2 separate regions of the Homo sapiens genome follow, and region 2 is linked to region 1. Evidence: chromatin loops called from intact Hi-C (ENCODE). Cell type or tissue: heart left ventricle. All regions are shown on one strand. Each heading gives the region's core, and the rest is flanking DNA. Links, peaks and the distances in the headings are about the cores only.

The links. Hi-C counts contacts between places; a loop is a spot of excess contacts. Peaks named below come from ENCODE experiments on the same cell type or tissue, not always from the same donor. Only the 100,000 strongest peaks of a DNase experiment are listed, where the experiment ranks them.
Region 2: a loop joins it to region 1, with 4 times the contacts of the local background. A loop is called at or near these places in 69 of 110 quality-filtered maps.

The regions. Positions count from the first base shown.
Region 1 is chr5:149,313,157-149,321,482 of GRCh38, reverse strand. AFAP1L1 (actin filament associated protein 1 like 1) reads right to left here. Exons shown (of 19, transcript NM_152406.4): 10 at 5,569-5,662; 11 at 5,180-5,332; 12 at 3,543-3,754; 13 at 1,756-1,901; 14 at 1,020-1,092. Among named protein-coding and RNA genes, the nearest start is that of GRPEL2, 28 kb to the left of the region's middle. RefSeq lists enhancers at 3,159-3,711, 3,712-4,266. In heart left ventricle, for the core only: CTCF peaks have their summits at 4,113 (motif pointing left) and 6,600; DNase peaks (open chromatin) are centred at 482 and 1,769; H3K27ac peaks cover 3,163 bases.
Region 2 is chr5:149,366,362-149,374,637 of GRCh38, reverse strand. It overlaps PCYOX1L (prenylcysteine oxidase 1 like), which reads right to left. Exons shown (of 6, transcript NM_024028.4): 5 at 7,138-7,278; 6 at 4,985-6,645. The coding sequence ends at 5,984. IL17B (interleukin 17B) reads left to right here. Exons shown (of 3, transcript NM_014443.3): 3 at 38-371. The coding sequence ends at 269. Among named protein-coding and RNA genes, the nearest start is that of IL17B, 8.8 kb to the left of the region's middle. RefSeq lists silencers at 3,024-3,173, 8,038-8,276 and enhancers at 6,056-6,919, 7,076-7,155, 7,246-7,295, 6,920-7,784. In heart left ventricle, for the core only: CTCF peaks have their summits at 2,888, 3,088 (motif pointing right), 6,793 and 6,993 (motif pointing left); a DNase peak (open chromatin) is centred at 3,057.

The sequences.
Region 1 (8,326 bases), core at 286-8,285:
AGTACTGGGATTATAGGCATGAGCCACGGCACCCAGACCCCGCCTAAACTTTTTTACATAAAGTATTATTTAATTCTTGCAGTTATCCAAGAAGGTAGGTTTTATCATATCCTTTTGGAGTCAGGAAGTGAAGACCAGCAGCCCTGAGTCTGACTCAAACTTCACATCCTTAAGTGCTAAGCTGTCTTGCCACTAAACTCTGCAACTGAGAAAAACCTCAAGCTGCATCCACAGGTTTATCTGAGTCTGAAGAAAGACCATATGAACAGAAGGATGACTGGACAAATTTCTAGAAAAGAGAGTCCTAGAGGTGAAAACTCAGTGTGTCATGCAGCACTGTCCAAGACAGAGGTCCTGTCTGCAGACACATCTGTTGTCCTCGGCAGCTTAATTGCCTCTCTCTCCTGCTAACTGTGAGGCCTGACCCACCCACCAGCGTCTGATTGGAATGTGGCTCTCCTCTTGCTTTCTGAGGGAGGAGACAGCACAGGGCATGCTGCCAGGAGCATTCCAGGTCATGTGATGGCTACACAGGCCTCACTGTAAATCAGTAAGCTGGTATCTCCCTGGCTTAGCAAGCAAAACATGGAGACTGGCCTGGGAGCTGAAGCTCCCAGATCACAAAGTCACCAGGTGAAGGCTTGCGGGGTGGTCCCAGAGTCAGGACCTGCCCCAGACACCACGGAATCAGCAGGATAAGTTCACAGAGTGGTAAACAGGAGGAGGGCCCCAGCAACTTGCTCAAACCGGAGACGATGCCTCACCTTTTGGTAGTGTTTGGGAGTCTGCACAGCCCTTTCTTCCTCCCAACCTGGGTCTCTTTCCACCACACCACCCAGCCTCCTGTGCCAGGGATTCCTCATCCTGAGCCATGCTCTATGATAAGAAGGGGCTCCCCTTCTAGCTACTGCTGCTTAAATGAAAATGATCTTTCTGAGGCAGAAGGTAAAGGGAGCAGAAAGAGGGAGAGCTAATAAGTGGCCTTTGCCACATTCCTGGGCAGCCCCAAGGGACTGTACCTGCATCTTTTCATAAGGAACATCATCATAGACTCGGGGCTCAGGCCACTGATTCTGGCAGGATCTTGCATATCTAGAAAATAAAATGTACGATGACAATGACAATGACAATGATGCTTTGCAGCTTACAGTGCTTTCGTGTCCTCACTCTCATTGATTCTGGCAGAAACTCTTAAGGCAGATCAGAAGATTGGTAAAAGCAAGATGGCAGGCAGCATTGTGTCATGGGCTGTGTTAGGGCGTCACAGACAGGACCAATGTGATTCTCATAACAACCTGCAAGGCAGGTAATTCATCACCACCATTCTATGAGTCAGAAAACAGAGATCCGAGATGGCAAGCAACCAGTGCAAGCTTCCACTGCTGGTGGTGACTGAGCTGGGACTCGAACTTGGCTCTTCTAGTACCAAATGCCATATACTAGCCACGTGCCCATGCTCCAGTGTGTGAAAGCTTAAAGTCCCATGACATGAGGGCAGAGCCCAGGCCACTACTCCAAGGCTTCTCTACTTTTGCTCCTTCCATCCACAGCTTGCCTCTGACTCTGGGCTACTTCCTTCAGCCAGCTCCCCACTCTTTGCTGGAAGAGGAAGACACTCATTCCAGCTTACCAAGGAAGCGGAGCTTTCCTTAGCTCCTCCCTTCCCTCCCAGTGCCCAGGGCTGGACTCAGCCTCTGAGAGGGATGGAGACAGGAAAGGTCCTGGGCAGGTGTGGCCAGTGCAGCTGACACTTACAGGAAGGAGTTGCGCCCAGCACTGACGATGCTGGTTAAGGTCTCCACATCCACGTAGTCATAGTGCAGCGCCTCCGGAGTGACTCTGGAGCCCATCTCCACCAGCAGCAGCCCGAGCCAGCGACCCATGTCCTCTGAACAGCTTGCCTGAAGGACAGGAGGCAAAGATGGAGTTCATTTTCCTACTGTCAGGGCTCCTGGAGACCTGTTGACTTCAGCCAAACCCAGAAATATTTGTAAGTACTGACTACGTACCCGATACTCGGGTCAAAGAGGAATAAGATTATAGCACACATCCAGAAATCCAAGAGGCTCCCTTCTTCCATCTATTCAGGTTTCCAATCAAATGTCACCTCCTCAGGGAGGCCCTCCCTGATGACCTCTCTAAGACAGAGGCCTCCCTGCCCTCACTTTCCATTCTCAGAGCCTTCCCCAACCATTAGAATATAAAACCAACATTTGGGTGTTCTCTGAATTTTTTAAAAAATATTTACTTTTTATTAGAAGAGGCCATTTCTCATATAACTTAATCAAAATAGTTTCTTGTGTTATAGTTGCCAAATAAGTACAATACTGTGTATAGGAAAATCTCCAAGAAGTTGCCAGTCAGCTAAACACGGACTTATGTTAATTCTCATTTAAAGAGCATCTTATAAAATTAAATTAGCACACAAATGCTAAACTTGAATACATAAAGCACACTTTTTGCCAGAAACCTTCGTGTATAAGATAAATAAGAGACCTATCTCAAACTACCAAAAATAAAAGTGAGTTACGGAGGCGATATTTTTTGAAATTTAAGAACTGAGAGAGGCAGGGGGTCTTGGGCAGAAAACAAGACCAAGAGGTCAGATTCTAGGACAAGACTAAGAGACCACTGGCCCTCTGTGGACCCCTGGATAAAGCATGTGGCTGCCCTGGCCTCAGTTTCCTTATCTGTAATGGCAGAAGGTAGTTTTCTGTTTTCCTGTAGTGTTAACATTTTAAATTCTAAATTGCCAAAGGGTTGCCATGTGGAAGAGAGAGTCCACGTATTCTGCATGACCTCAGAGAGGAGGCTAGTGCCCGTGAGTAAGAAGGACAGTGAATCGGTGAAATGAAATCACACTTCATTCACTCATTTGTTCAACAAATATTTCTAGAGCCCATAGTATTCTAGTGCTGGACATCATGCTGAGTTCTGGAAAAACAAAAGTATGCAGAATAGGCCTAATTATTGCCTTCCTGGAGCTTAAAGATTTCAACTCAGTATGGGGAAAATCTTTCTAAAATTTGAATTGCTCAATGGGAGGGGCAGTGGACCTTCTCCTCCACCAGAGGAGGGTACTGGTGAAAAGTCTTAGAGGGGATTCCAGAATCTGAATGGTTAGACCAGACTAAATGCCTTTCAGGCTTGGGATTTTAAGGTAAGGGAGAAAAAACAAACCTTGGTTCTGGGGCTGCCAGATTTAGTGAATAAAAATACAGAATGTTTTGTTTAATTTGAATGTCAGATGAACAATGAATAATATTTTAGTATCAATAAAGCTCCAATGTTGCGTGGGACATGCCTATTTTATTATGAAAACATTTCAGGTAATGTTCGTGGCTTACCTGAAATTCAAATTAAGTGGGTGTCCTGTGTGTTGTCTTATAATCTACTTGGGTCACCTGACAGGAGTGAGGCTTGCTTTCCTTCCCCTTCAGTCCCCATGGTGTCAGTAGCAAGGGCTCCCCCAAACAAAAACATGACACTCAGGCCAGAGTCCCCAGACCAAGAGCCACCCACGTCCCACCCTCTCCTCTCACCTCCAAGATGGCCACCTCCTGCCGGTTGCGCAGGATCCTGAAGGCAAATGGGTGTCGGGGCCCAAAGCCCGGGGCCACCTCACAGCCTTGCAGGGCGATGGCGTTCACATGGGTTCGCAGGTCCATGTGATCCTTGTGGAAATACAGAGTGTTGCACTTCAGGCGGCACCAGCGTTCCTTCCAGCCCTGGTTCACCAGCACGTTCAGGTAGCCTGGAGGAGACAATGGTGTGAGGTTCCCATAGCCTGCCCTGGGACAGCATGGGGACGCAAGGCGGCTCCATGTGTCTGCTGGAAAGAAGGCCTCGGGGTCCTGGTCAGCTCTCTTTCCCCTGTGACCTCAGGGTGACCTTGGGTGTGCATTTCTCTGAGTTTGTTTCTTAGCTGTGAAACATGGACTGATAATGGCATTCCTACATCTCTGCACAGCCTTTGGGCCACACCAACCTTGATGAAAAGGGCAGGAACTACTGCATATGGTGTATAAAAAACACAACTCTTTTGCCTTTTCTCCCCAAATCAAAACTGTTACTGAAAGATGGAAAAGAATGGATGATGCTGACACCCAGTGGCAGCATGTGGGAACAAAAATGTCTCACCCACATAATCTTAAAATTGACCAAGGCACAGCTGCTGTGTAGCTAATGACCCACAGGTTTAGAATTCCCTCTTAATGTTTTAGATTTAAATTTGCCTATTTTTACCATAACGCACTCTGATTCACTAATTACAAAATATTTCTTTGTAGCCATATATTTATTTATGTATTTATTTTTTGAGACTGGGTCTCCCTCTGTCAGCCAGGCTGGAATACAGTGTCTCTATCACGGCTCACTGCAGCCTCAACCTCCTGGGCTCAAGTGTTCCTCCCACCTCAGCCTCCCAAGTAGCTGGGATTACAGGCATACACCACCATGCCTGGCTAATTTTTGTATTTTTGGTAGAGACAGAGTTTCACCATGTTACCCAGGCTGGACTCAAACTCCAGGGCTCAAGTGATCCTCCCTCCTCAGCCTCCCAAAGTGCTGGGATTACAGAGGTGAGCCTCTGTGCCTGGCCTTGCCATGTACTTTTATAATATTTTTTTCAGGGTTAGAATATTACTGCATATCCAAAATATACGATTTTTAAAAACTGGATTCCAGTACATGGAACGCTACATTTACATGAGCAAAATAATGTTTTCACCTTCAAATCACCTTTAATTCACATTGAATGCATTTTTAATAAAAAGTACCTAAATATTTTTCTCCAATAAATTTCCCTATAATATGGGTTGTTACTTATAAACCTGGCACGTTCTATGCTGGAAAATAAGATACCCCTGTCTTGTTATCGTGGAGGAAACTGAGAAACTGAGGCCCAGGGATGGGCAGTGATTTGGGCTACGGTCACAGGGAGCATAGAAATACAGTGGTCAGCTGGCTTTTCCTTTCGTTGAGTGTCAGGGCCTCTGGGAAGGAAAGTGATGGGAAGGCCTAGAGTGTTAATGGAGTGGGGCTTAGCCTCCCAGTAGGCTTGGATTCCCTCCCCTGCCCTGGGGGTGAGGTGGACGAGGCATGAGGTCTCCTGGCCTCAGCCCCCAAAGCCCGCGCACACAGGACCTGAGCACCCTTCCTCCCCGTGCCCTGGACCCACCACAGCAGGGAACCTCCTCCTCGGTGGAGGACGTCTGCAGGTCATCGGCCAGTGTCTTCTTCTTGGAGAAGCCAATGATACGGGTGATCTTGCGGCCCGCAGCCCTGCTCATTGAGCCCTTCAGTTCTGCCAGGCTGCTCTTCTTCCCTTTGCCTGTTGGGGAAATGGGTCAGGGGAGTGGAGGGAGCCCTGAGTCCCACCCATCCTTAGTCTTCCTTGTGGCCTTTTCAGCCTGCATACAGGATGGGCCTGCAGCTCCAGGGATGGCAGGCCAGGTCACCTTACCCAGGTCTACAGAATGGTCAGAACCTGCTCTGCCGCTGTGTGCCCATGGGCAAGGCCCGGCCCAGTTCCAGCATTCCCCAGCCTGAGCCCCCAGAGGCTCCTACCGTGATCACAGGTCTCCCGGCGGCCAAGGGTAGAACAGTTGTCACCCACACCCACGCTGTCAGAATCTGAGGTCTGCTTCTCTTGGGACAGCCTCTGAGGAGGGACACAGGCAGTCCCTCATCAGAGGGCACATTCAGAAGTACCCAAATTTCCCTTTATTGGTTCAATCTCCCTCCAACTCCCCCAGCACATGATAATTAGCTAACAAATGTTTGTCAGCAACTATCCTGTGCCTCATACCATACCAGGTATTGAAAAGACAACCATGACTTAGATATGGTTGTGTCTTTGGGCAATTCACAGTCCATTTGGGGAGGGAGGCAATTAATTATAACACTTTGAAATGAATGTCTTAGGAATTTGGACTGTATTTGGCAGGTGACAGGGAGCTGGGAAAGTATTTAAGTGGAACACTCATGTAATCCAAATTGGTTTAGGAAGTTACTTCCAGTGGCATTGTGGGGACAGACAAAAGCAGACAAGACTGGAAGCAGAAGAGCCACTTAAAAGAATGTCATCCTGGTCATGATGAGACTCGACAAGAGCATGAACCAAGATGACAGTGAGGATGGAGAAAAAGAGATGAGCTGGCAGACATTTTCAAAACAGTCATGGCGGGACCTGGTGACCAGCAGGAGTCCATTATGATCCTAACTCGGAGGAGAGGATGGGAAGGGGACACACACCCACACACCCACACACAACATGTCAACAATTTCATTGCCAGCCCAAATTAGTTTTACTCATGACACCAACTCTAGACCATTCATCGATTCATTCATACAAGGTCCATTAAGTGTCTATTAGGTACCACGGGATGTAGAGTGGAAGCAATGATGACTCTCTTACCACTTATTAGCTGTGGGAATGTGGGAAAGTCCTTCTGTCTCCCCAAGGCTGGGTTTTTTCACTTGAATTCCACCCACTTCAGAGGGCTGCTGTGACGGAGCCAGCTCAAGTGAAGGCCCATGGACTGTATCATTTCTAACACCTGTGTGATGTGCTGCCATCTTTCTTCAAGAAGCTGAACTGTGCCAGCCACACTTGGGCCAGGATTAAATGACATCCACCCACTTAAGAAGGTGGAATTACAGAGCTCTGAGGCCCCAAAGCCTTTCCTGCCAAGATCCTCTCAAACCAGGCTCAGCTTATGCTTCACCATAAGCATAGCACCGGGGGACGGAGAGGACAGGAGATCATGTGCACCTCTCAGTTTCCAAAGGGCTGGAAACATGACAGCTGTCAGAAAGGGGACAGAACTGTCAAGAATAAAGAATCACCTCTTCAAATGGTGAAACAGAAGTTATGGCTCTATGTGTTCTGCAATGGTGTACAGATGGTAAGTTTTTCATCAGATAGAGCAAATACAAAGAGGTAATATGAGCACTTTGGAAAGAACTCGATGGTGACACTGCAATCACATGATTCTATGGAGAACAGACCCACCAATATCACATCCTCACCCTCACTCTCCACCCAAAATACCACCCCCAACATTCTAGTTACCCTCCCTGTGGATGCTCAGCCACAGGAAAGCTCAACTCTGCAAGCTTGCTTCTTCTTCCCCTCTACACATCTTTCAAACTGCACCTCAGCATGTGCTGGCAAGTGCGTGCACACACACACACTCACACACACTGACACTGTCAACGCTGCTTTCCCTCCGGCCTCACCAATGGCAAAGGCTAAGTGAGGATAGGGTTGAGCTTCTCCTCCTGCATCCACCTGGGCACATGAGTACCCATCTTCCACTCCTGGTGACTCTGCCTCATCCCATACCTTTGCTTCTGTTCCCTCCCCTTGGCCCACCTCTGCCTCAGTGAAATCTTGCCTATGCCTTAAGGCTCAACATAGGTGCCCGTCTTCCCTCATCCTTCTTGCCCCTCCAGCCAGCGTGGGCCCCTGTTCCACTCACTGTAGCTTTCTGGGATACTCTAATAGGCTGGTGGGCTCTCCTTTCTCTCTGAGCTTAGCCATACTGGCCGTTTTCAGTTCCATGCTTCTTCCTGCTCCTGCACCTTTTCCCTCTGCTTACAATGCCTTTTCCTTCCTCTTCCCTGCTAATTTTTCATCTTCATCTGAAATGTCACTTCCTCAGAGAAGCCTTCCTGGGGTGCTGAGGCAGAGGCAGGGGCCCAGGGTACCTGGTACTTTTCCCTTCTAGCACTTACACAGCTTGGCATTTATAAGTCCGTGTGACTATTTGATTCATGTCTGCTTCTTACTGAGCTGGAAATGCTGTGAGGGCAGGGCTTGCACCTGTTTGTGTTTGGACTGCATTTCAGTGGCTAGCACAGTTCCTGGGGTGCCCCGGATATGTGTCAAGCAGGTGCTCAGGATCCTGGCCTTGAGAGGAGGGGCAGCATGGTCATCAAGAACTAGACTGTCTGGGTTCAAATCCTGGCTACGGTTCTTATTTACTATGTGACCTTGGGCAAATCTGTGTCTCAGCTTTCTCCTCTGAAAATGTACCTACCCAAAGAGTTGTTATGAAAATCACCTCAGTTAATACACATAAAGCATTTAGTACACTGCAGGGCATGCAGTCACAGTCTATAAATACTAGCCTCGATTACATCGTGCAAGGCCCATGTCTGTGGGTCTTAACCCTTCCCCTTGACTGTAATCTCCTTAAGGGGAGGACTTGGGTCTGAGGCCCTTTGTTACCCACAATACCTGGCAATGTGTAGGTACTGGGACATATTTGCTAACAGCCTGACCAACTGGCTAATGACTGCTTCTCTCATGTTCCAAACA
Region 2 (8,276 bases), core at 1-8,000, 53 kb before region 1:
TCACCTTCCGCTCTGCTCTTTCTTCTGCTCCCTGCAGCATCAACCACGACCCCAGCCGTATCCCCGTGGACCTGCCGGAGGCACGGTGCCTGTGTCTGGGCTGTGTGAACCCCTTCACCATGCAGGAGGACCGCAGCATGGTGAGCGTGCCGGTGTTCAGCCAGGTTCCTGTGCGCCGCCGCCTCTGCCCGCCACCGCCCCGCACAGGGCCTTGCCGCCAGCGCGCAGTCATGGAGACCATCGCTGTGGGCTGCACCTGCATCTTCTGAATCACCTGGCCCAGAAGCCAGGCCAGCAGCCCGAGACCATCCTCCTTGCACCTTTGTGCCAAGAAAGGCCTATGAAAAGTAAACACTGACTTTTGAAAGCAAGACTTTGGGTTTGCTTTTTGTGGCTTCGAAGTCAAAACCAGGGTCAGGGTAGGAGGTTCCTGGGAGGTAGATTTCAGATTAATATAAAGGAGGATTTTTCATCACTCTGAGTTCTCCAATACTGAGGTGGCCTATTAGAAAATAATGTGTTCACCTCTACCACCTAGGGCCATCATGTGTTTCCTTTATTTGAGACAGGGTCTCACTCTGTCGCCCAGGGTGGAAGTGGCCCAGTCACAGCTTACTGCAGCATCAGCCTCCCCAGGCTCAAGTGATACTCGCACCTTAGCCACTCAAGTAGCTGGGATTACAGGTGTGTGCCACTACACCAAGCTAATTTTTGTATTTTTTGTAGATATGGGGTTTCACCATGTTGCCCAGGCTGATCTTCAACTCCTGGGCCTCTCTGCAGATCAGACTTCTGCCCACCTCGGCCTCCCAAAGTGTTGGGATTACAGGTGTGAGCCACCACACCCGGCCCATGTGTTTCCTTTAATCTGGGTTTATAAGTCTATATTTCAGCCATGTTAATGTAGCTTGGTTGCTATAAACCAATATAGGAGTTAACAAGAGTTAACTCTACCCACTTAAGGGTCACTGGAAACAAGCTCTTTTGAGGCGGGGAGCTCCCCATCTCTGAAAGTGTTAACTTAAAGCCAGGCTTCTCAAAGGTATTATGGAGCAGACCCCTGCTCTGGTTGGAGTAGATGATCTAAAAAGTCTTTTTCAGCTCTGAGATTCTCTGCAGATCAGACTTAGACCCAAAGAAAGGCCTCCAGGTTGCCAAAGAGCAGGTGCATCAGAGATAGTGCATCCCTGAAATTTTTATGTATGCACTTTTTCTGAGCTGAGGATTCCTGGTTTTGAACAGACACTCGTAAGTTGAGAAGTGTCAATGTAGATCATTCTTTCTTCCAGCCCTGTCCAAAAGGGGATCTTATTAGATGGTTTGCTGATATCAGTGATTCTCAAACTTTAGTGAGCATCAGAATCTCCTGGAGGGATTGTTAAAACAGCTTGCGGGGCCCCACATCTAGAGGTTCTGATTCAGGTGGAGGCTGATACTTTGCATTTTTTTGCAGTGTTTTTCTTGCATTTCTAATATATAAACAGTTGTTCCCAGGTGATGCTGGTGCTGCTGGTCTGGGCTCTGCACTTTGAGAACCACTGGCTTATATTAAGATACTTTGTTGATCAAAAATGGCAGTGTGTTGGCTTACTCCTATAACACCAGCACTTCGGGAAGCTGAGGCAGGCGGATTTCTTGAGCCTCAGGAATTTGAGACCAGGCTGAGAAACATGGCAAAACCTCATCTCTACAAACAAAATACAAAAAATAGCCCAGCATGGTGGCATGCGCCTGTAATCCCAGGTGTTAGAGAGGCTGAGGTGGAAGGATCACTTGAGCCTAGGGAGGTTAAGGCTGCAGTTAGCCATGACTGTGCCACTGCACTCCACCCTGGGTGACAGAGTGAGACTGTCAAAAAAAAAAAAAAAAAAAAAAAGCCAAAAACAGCAGTGTGGACTAATATATCCTAAAGCCCATGCTGACTCTTGATGCAAGAGTCCCCTGGATGCAACTCCCCACTTCCCATTTTGTCCCCTAGCAATTCAATCCTCCCCCTGGGCCCTCTAACCCCTGCAGCAAATCCCAAATCAGCTGTTCTAGGGTCTAAAAATACCTTCCCTCCCACAAGACAGCTGAGGGGCTAAGACTATATTCTGAGGGTAAGAATAGCTAGCACTTTAGAGTTAACTTTAATAAAAGGGCCAACCGCCCAGGACAGGAATATGTGGCTTGGCTGCTCTGACTTTAGTGCTTAAAGCAGCTTTAGCTCTGAATGTCTTAAGGGTCTAATTCATGAAAGGCCAGTGATTAGGTATGTGCCTGCCTGGGATGGTAAGTAACTTACCTTTTTTGGTATTGTTCTAGAGTGGATACTGGTTAAAATTACCCCAGGAAGCTTCGGCTGGGTTCCAGACACATGGAAAACAGACTTCCTGTGCCAGCGCATGCTGATCCCTTCAGCAGCCGCTTCTCCACCCTTGGGGCTGCTCTCCAGGTCTTAAGACTTCAGCCCCACATGAAGGGCCCACAGCTTCCAAGCCTTTTCTGTGGGGTGAGGGTGTGGGAAGAATTGAGCTGCAAGAGGGTTGCTTGTAGTCCTGGGAGACCCTAGGTGCTCTGGGGCATAGGGGCTGGTGGGGAAACCCCTCATTGTGGTAGGAGGGGGGTGTCTTACTTCTACCCAAGCATCAGGAGCCCCCAGATGCTCCATAAACACCAGCTAGTCTCATACGGATGATGCCTTCTCCTCTTTTTGGGCTTTAGATTCCTCATCCGTGAAACGAACAAATGGGATTTGGGGGCCTCTAGGGTCTTTTCCAGGCTTACCATTCTGTGACTTAGAAGCTTGGCCTTGGTGGCTGGGCTGACCACTGGCGTAGCTCCGAGTCCCAGCTGGCTCTTCCCAGGCTCCCAGTTTAAAGGCAGCAGCAGGGAGCTCAGGTCCTTTGGAGAGCTGGCTCTACACAGCACCCTGGAACTTCCTTTGGTCTGAGTCTAAGTGTGTTTCATGTTTGCCTCCTCTAGCGAGAAGCTTGCACTCCGTGGGACAGGGGCCTCATCCCTTGCTCAGCACTGCACCTCCAGCACCTGGCAGTGTCCAGAGCGGATAGGGGCGCCGTGTTTGGTGAATGAGTGCACAGACGCCTCTAGGGGGAGCCCAAGATCTGCCTCCTGCCTCCCTCTATTATGCCTTCATAGGTGGGTCAGAACAAAGAATTCCTTATCAACCTCCCGGGTCCCCCACTGCCAATCACCCACCTCCATTCTACCCTCTACAGCTGCCCCTTATCCCCCAAAGTCCTGAAATTTTGCTTGGGTCACCTGCTCCAGGAGGCAGAGTTCCCATGAAGGGTATTAAACGTCTACTACACTGCATCCAGGACTGAGGATGTGTGGCCCTTTACCTGTTTTGTTTGGCTGTCTTTGCAAATGCTCTCTTCTTCCAGGGCTCCGTGAACTGCTGGGGGCTTCTGTCCAGGCCTGAGAAGGTTGGGGTGAGCCCTGGGGCAAAGGCGTCCTGTTGGTTCTTATTTCTGGAATCTGTCCTTTCCTCCCTGCCTCCAAGGAATCAGGTTTGGGCTTGGGGAGGCAGGGATTGTGGGCATTTTGGCTGGCTTTAGTTCTGAGCTGTTTGGGCCTACCCAGGTAAAGAAGGTTTCTGAAGGACATAGCCAGTTCCAATGCAGTCATGCTTGGGCATGGAGCCAAAGCCCAGACAAGGACTGAGGATCAAATGTAACTGCCTTGGTTTGTGTCTTCTGTGCACAAATTCTCTGTAGGGATGCAAGGGAGGGGTGGTTATCAGGGATAAGTTTTGTATTGTCCAGTGCTGGGCCAATACCAATTATTAATTACACCATGACAGCGCATGCCATCTTCATTTCAAACAGACCATGAAAAGATGCCATTACACACTTCGAGTTCACTGGACTTGAGAGCCCCATTTGCATGTGGCTGACATTGTGGCTCTCTCTCCAATACCCTTTCCCCCTTTGACCTTGAAGTCTGGATGAGGCCACTTCTGCTCCAGGGATAGGACCTGACTGCTTTAAGCCAATCAGCTTAATCTCACACCCTCCCTGCCTGCATCATGGTTACTAGTCTCGTATCTGAATCCCAAGCCAATCAGCATGTGGCATTCCCTTGACCACAGGAATTGGTTCAGGGGTGGTCCAACTGGCCCAGAGTCCAAAATTTGGTTCAGTGCTTATGAGAGAAGACCTTCTCTTCCTGGGAGCTGTTGGCAGCCATCTTTGACTATGAGAGAAATCATGGAACTGTAAGACTGCACAGTGCTCTATGCCTGGACTTTAAAGCCATGATAACTAATAAAAACTTTTTATTGCTTAAGTCAATTTGAATTTGGTTTCCTACCACTTCATCAAAAGCCTTCTTACTTGGCTGGGGGCGGTGGCTCACATCTATAATCCCAGCACTTTGGGAGGCCAAGGCGGGTGGACCACCTGGGCTAGGAGTTTGAGACCAGCCCAGCCAACATGGCGAAACCCCATCTCTACAAAAAATACAAAAAACTAGCCAGGCATGGTGGCAGGTGCCTGTAATCCCGGCTACTTGGGAGGCTGAGGCACAAGAATTGCTTGAACCCAGGAGGCGAAGACTGCAGTGAGCCAAGATCATACCATTGCACTATGGCCTGGGCAACAAGAATGAAACTCTTAAAAAAAAAAAAAAAAGCCTTCTTACTGATGTGTCAGTTTCATAATTTCTATAGTTATCTATAAGTGCATGCTACTTGTACTTTCTTTCACTGCCATTACCATCACCCTGGCACAGTAAAAACCACCTCAGAGCCAGTTTGGGCCTCCACCAACTGGAAGGGTATTTTGCCCATGCATTTGGCAGTGTTGTTACTCTGGGCACCCAGGCCCTTTCCCTAAAGCCTGATTTAGCAAGGCTGGTAGGGCTTCGGCATCTGCATCTTTCTCAAGGCTCCCTCCCCTTCCCCAGAAGATACTAATGTAGTGGTTGGTCCCCGGGAACCTAAGACTTAGTTCTTCCATTACAGAAAAGAACAGGTCCAAAAGGAATGAAAAGGGCTTTTACTTTCTTTTTAAAACAAGTGATTTTTAAGGGTTTGTAGAAAAAGCAAAGAAAAGCATAATTCTCCTCTTACTTCAAGCTAGTGTCTGATGAGAAAGTACCAGGCTAACCTCTGAAGAATCCTACCCCAACACCTTCTTCTTTCTTCTGCTGGGATGAACATCTAGGGGTAAGATATGACTGCTCTCTACCATCTGGGGACTTCTCTTCTTTATATTGTTGCATTCCTCAATCTTTGCATAAGGAAGAGAATGGCTAATTCCTCTAGGTGCCAAGGAAGAGCTTCCCTCTTCCTACAGCCTCGCATGTTTCTTTTCCCACTGGTTGCCAGGAAGCTTGGAGATATGGTGACGACTATTCAGGCACACATCTCTTCCTTGGGTCCTACCACAGTCATCTCCTCCAATATGCAGTGATGTTGACAGGCTTGGAGATGGTGACTAGGGAGTTCTGAACTAGGTACTTCAAATCCATCAAGTCCACAGTAACCAGGAGCTATGATCATTTCTTAGGTTTTCTGATCTTCCCTTCTACTTTATTTGTAACCATCTGGTTGTAAATGTTTTCTTGTAGGTTGCCTCAATTGATTGTCCATTGTGGGAGTAGGTAGTGAAAAACAGTAATAAAATAAGACTCATAGTTCTCTGCCTTATATTCCCTCCCGTAGTCTTCTGGTTTCTAGCTAAGAAACCAAGTCTGAAGCACCTTGTGAAGATGAACTTTTTTCTTCTTAAAAAAAATAAATAAAACAAATATACTGGCTTGGATTTCCTTCTCTTTTCTTACTTTCCCCCTTAAAAAAAAGCAGCAGCCGCCGTGTGGACCCTTAATATAGGCAGACAGTAGGTCACCTGGAGATGCTTGATACATGAGGGGTCAGAAAGAAGCCTGGTGGGCGAGCATGGCTTATTCAGTCCTGGGCTGCTGTGGGATGATCCATCTTCAGTGGGGGATGAAAGTTCCCAGGCTCTCCCTAGAGCCCTCACAGTTCAGTCTTGACCTTGTGCATCAAATCTTTTTGATCAATCTTGTCTAGGTCCTGGTACCAGCGGTTGTAAGCCAGCAAGGCCACATTCTTGGCAGCCACGGCCATCACCTCCACGGAGCTGGCCGCCCACTCCAGGGCATTGAGGTAGAAGAGCTGGTCATGGAGTGCAAACCTCGGGAGCGTGGGGCGGGAGCCATAGAGGGGATGGGCCTGCCACTCAGCTGTCTGCACTGAGTAATAGGAACGGAACAGGGTCTTTAGCTGGGTCCGAAAGAGGGGCTTGGGGGACTGGACTCGCCAAACAGCTGCCTCCTGGGGCTGCTTTCGCCGGAAGCTGGCAGAGATGTTGACAGGGCAGATGTTGTCCAGAGTGCAGAAGAAGCTGGGGAAATCTGTGGTAAGGATGTTGGCAAAGGGGAAAAGCTTAGGGTCTGGGAAACCGAAGTAGGACGAGTTGAGGTAGCCGTGGACCAAGGAGACGACGGTGGGCTGGAAAGAGCCCTGCACGTCATCAATGGGCGGGTGGAAGCCTGCAAAGGTTAAGTTGCTGCTGCTGTTGTCCAGGTGCAGGGGGGTGGCGATGACCACGATGTCATAGAAGTCAGAGCTGTTGCCTACCTCATTCTCATACGCCACCTGGTACAGGGCTTTCCCCTCTGGAAAGAAAAGAGCACAAAAGTCAACTTTCCCTTGGCTTCTACCCACTGAACTCCCTACTGGGGTCCAGCATTGAGGTACAACGAGACCCTGGTGCTCAGGGTGCAGCAGGGCTGTCTAAATGGTGGGTCCTGGCCTCTCCATGCTGATGCGGCTGCAGAAGAAGCAAGGGGCATGGAGTCAGGAGACTCAGTTTCTGCTCTGCTTCCGCCGCTGGCCAGTTGGGGGAGCGTGGGCAAGGATGTCATTCAAAGTCCTCATCGGTCAACAGAAAAAGGCTGGGTCGATGGAAGTCTCAGCTTTCTGGCTGACATCTGAATTGGGGAAACAGCACCCTCTAGTGTCACCTGGCAGGGTTGGGGCTTCTCAATGCTTTTTCGGAAATACTCCCCAGGGGGATCACAGACCAGGGCTGAGGTACAAAGGAGGCAGAAGTGTCTGTCCACTGGCTGGGAATGGCATGCCTGCCCACTCCCGCCCTGTCTACTCACCTGTGCTGTGCAGGGTCACAGAGGTCACTGTGGCATGGATCACATTGGCCTTGGTGAGCTTCAGCAAACCGGAACAAACCAGCTTATTGCCTCCTTCCACAGACCACAGGCTGCCTTGGGCCCCGGCTAGTGACATGGCTCCTGGGCAAAGCGGGAAGTGGGTGCTGATAGGTTGTCAGGGCCGTGGGGCAGGAGGGCTGGGGAGTCCAGTACTATTCGACTGGGCCTCCCTGCCAGAGCAAAACTCTCCCAACCATGGGCATGGGGAGATGGCAAACATACAAGTAAGTACAACAAAGTGCACAATGCTATGGGGGGAAGACACTGTGCTCAACGAAAGAGCCAGCTCCCAGAGACCACATATTGTGAGGTCTATTTATGCAGAATGCCCAGACTAGGCAAATCCACAGAAACAGAAAGCAGATCTGTAGCTGCCCAGGGCTGGGAGGCCGGGGGGTGTTGGGGAGGTGAGGGCTAAAGGGCAAGGGGGTTTCTTTCTGGGGTGATAAAAATGTCCTAAAATTGATTGTGGTGATGGTTTTAGAACTCCGAATGTGCTAAAAACCACTGAATTGTGCAATTTAAATGGGCGAATTATATGGTATGTGAATTCTATATATCTCTACACAAAAATGCTATGAAGGAGACACACAAGATACTGAAAGAGTGAGCAAGGAACACTGAGGGGACACTGAGGCAGGGCCTGAAGGCTGCGAAGGAGCCAGCATGTGCAGAGCCAGATGAACAGTATCGAGGGTACGAGGGAGGTGCTTGTTATTGTAAACCTTTGCATTCATTTATTTAACAAAAATATACCCAGTGCCTAGTATGACTTAGGCACTGTTCTGTGTTTGCAATGTATCAGGGAACAATAGACAAGGATTCCTGCTCTTGTGAAGCCTACATTCTCCACTCCTGTGGTCTGTGCTAGCAGACAGTGAGCTACACACAGGCCCAGCCACTCCCGTGAAGAGCTGGGAAGAGGAGGTGCTCTCACAGTGGCTCAAAGGCCTCAACAGGGCAGTTCTTGAAACCAAAGTGTAGAGAGCAGAGCATTATCTCAGCTCTAACATTTACACACATGCAAGGGATTATGAAGCAATTGGGAGTGGTAGAAACACACTGGACCTGTGATCTGA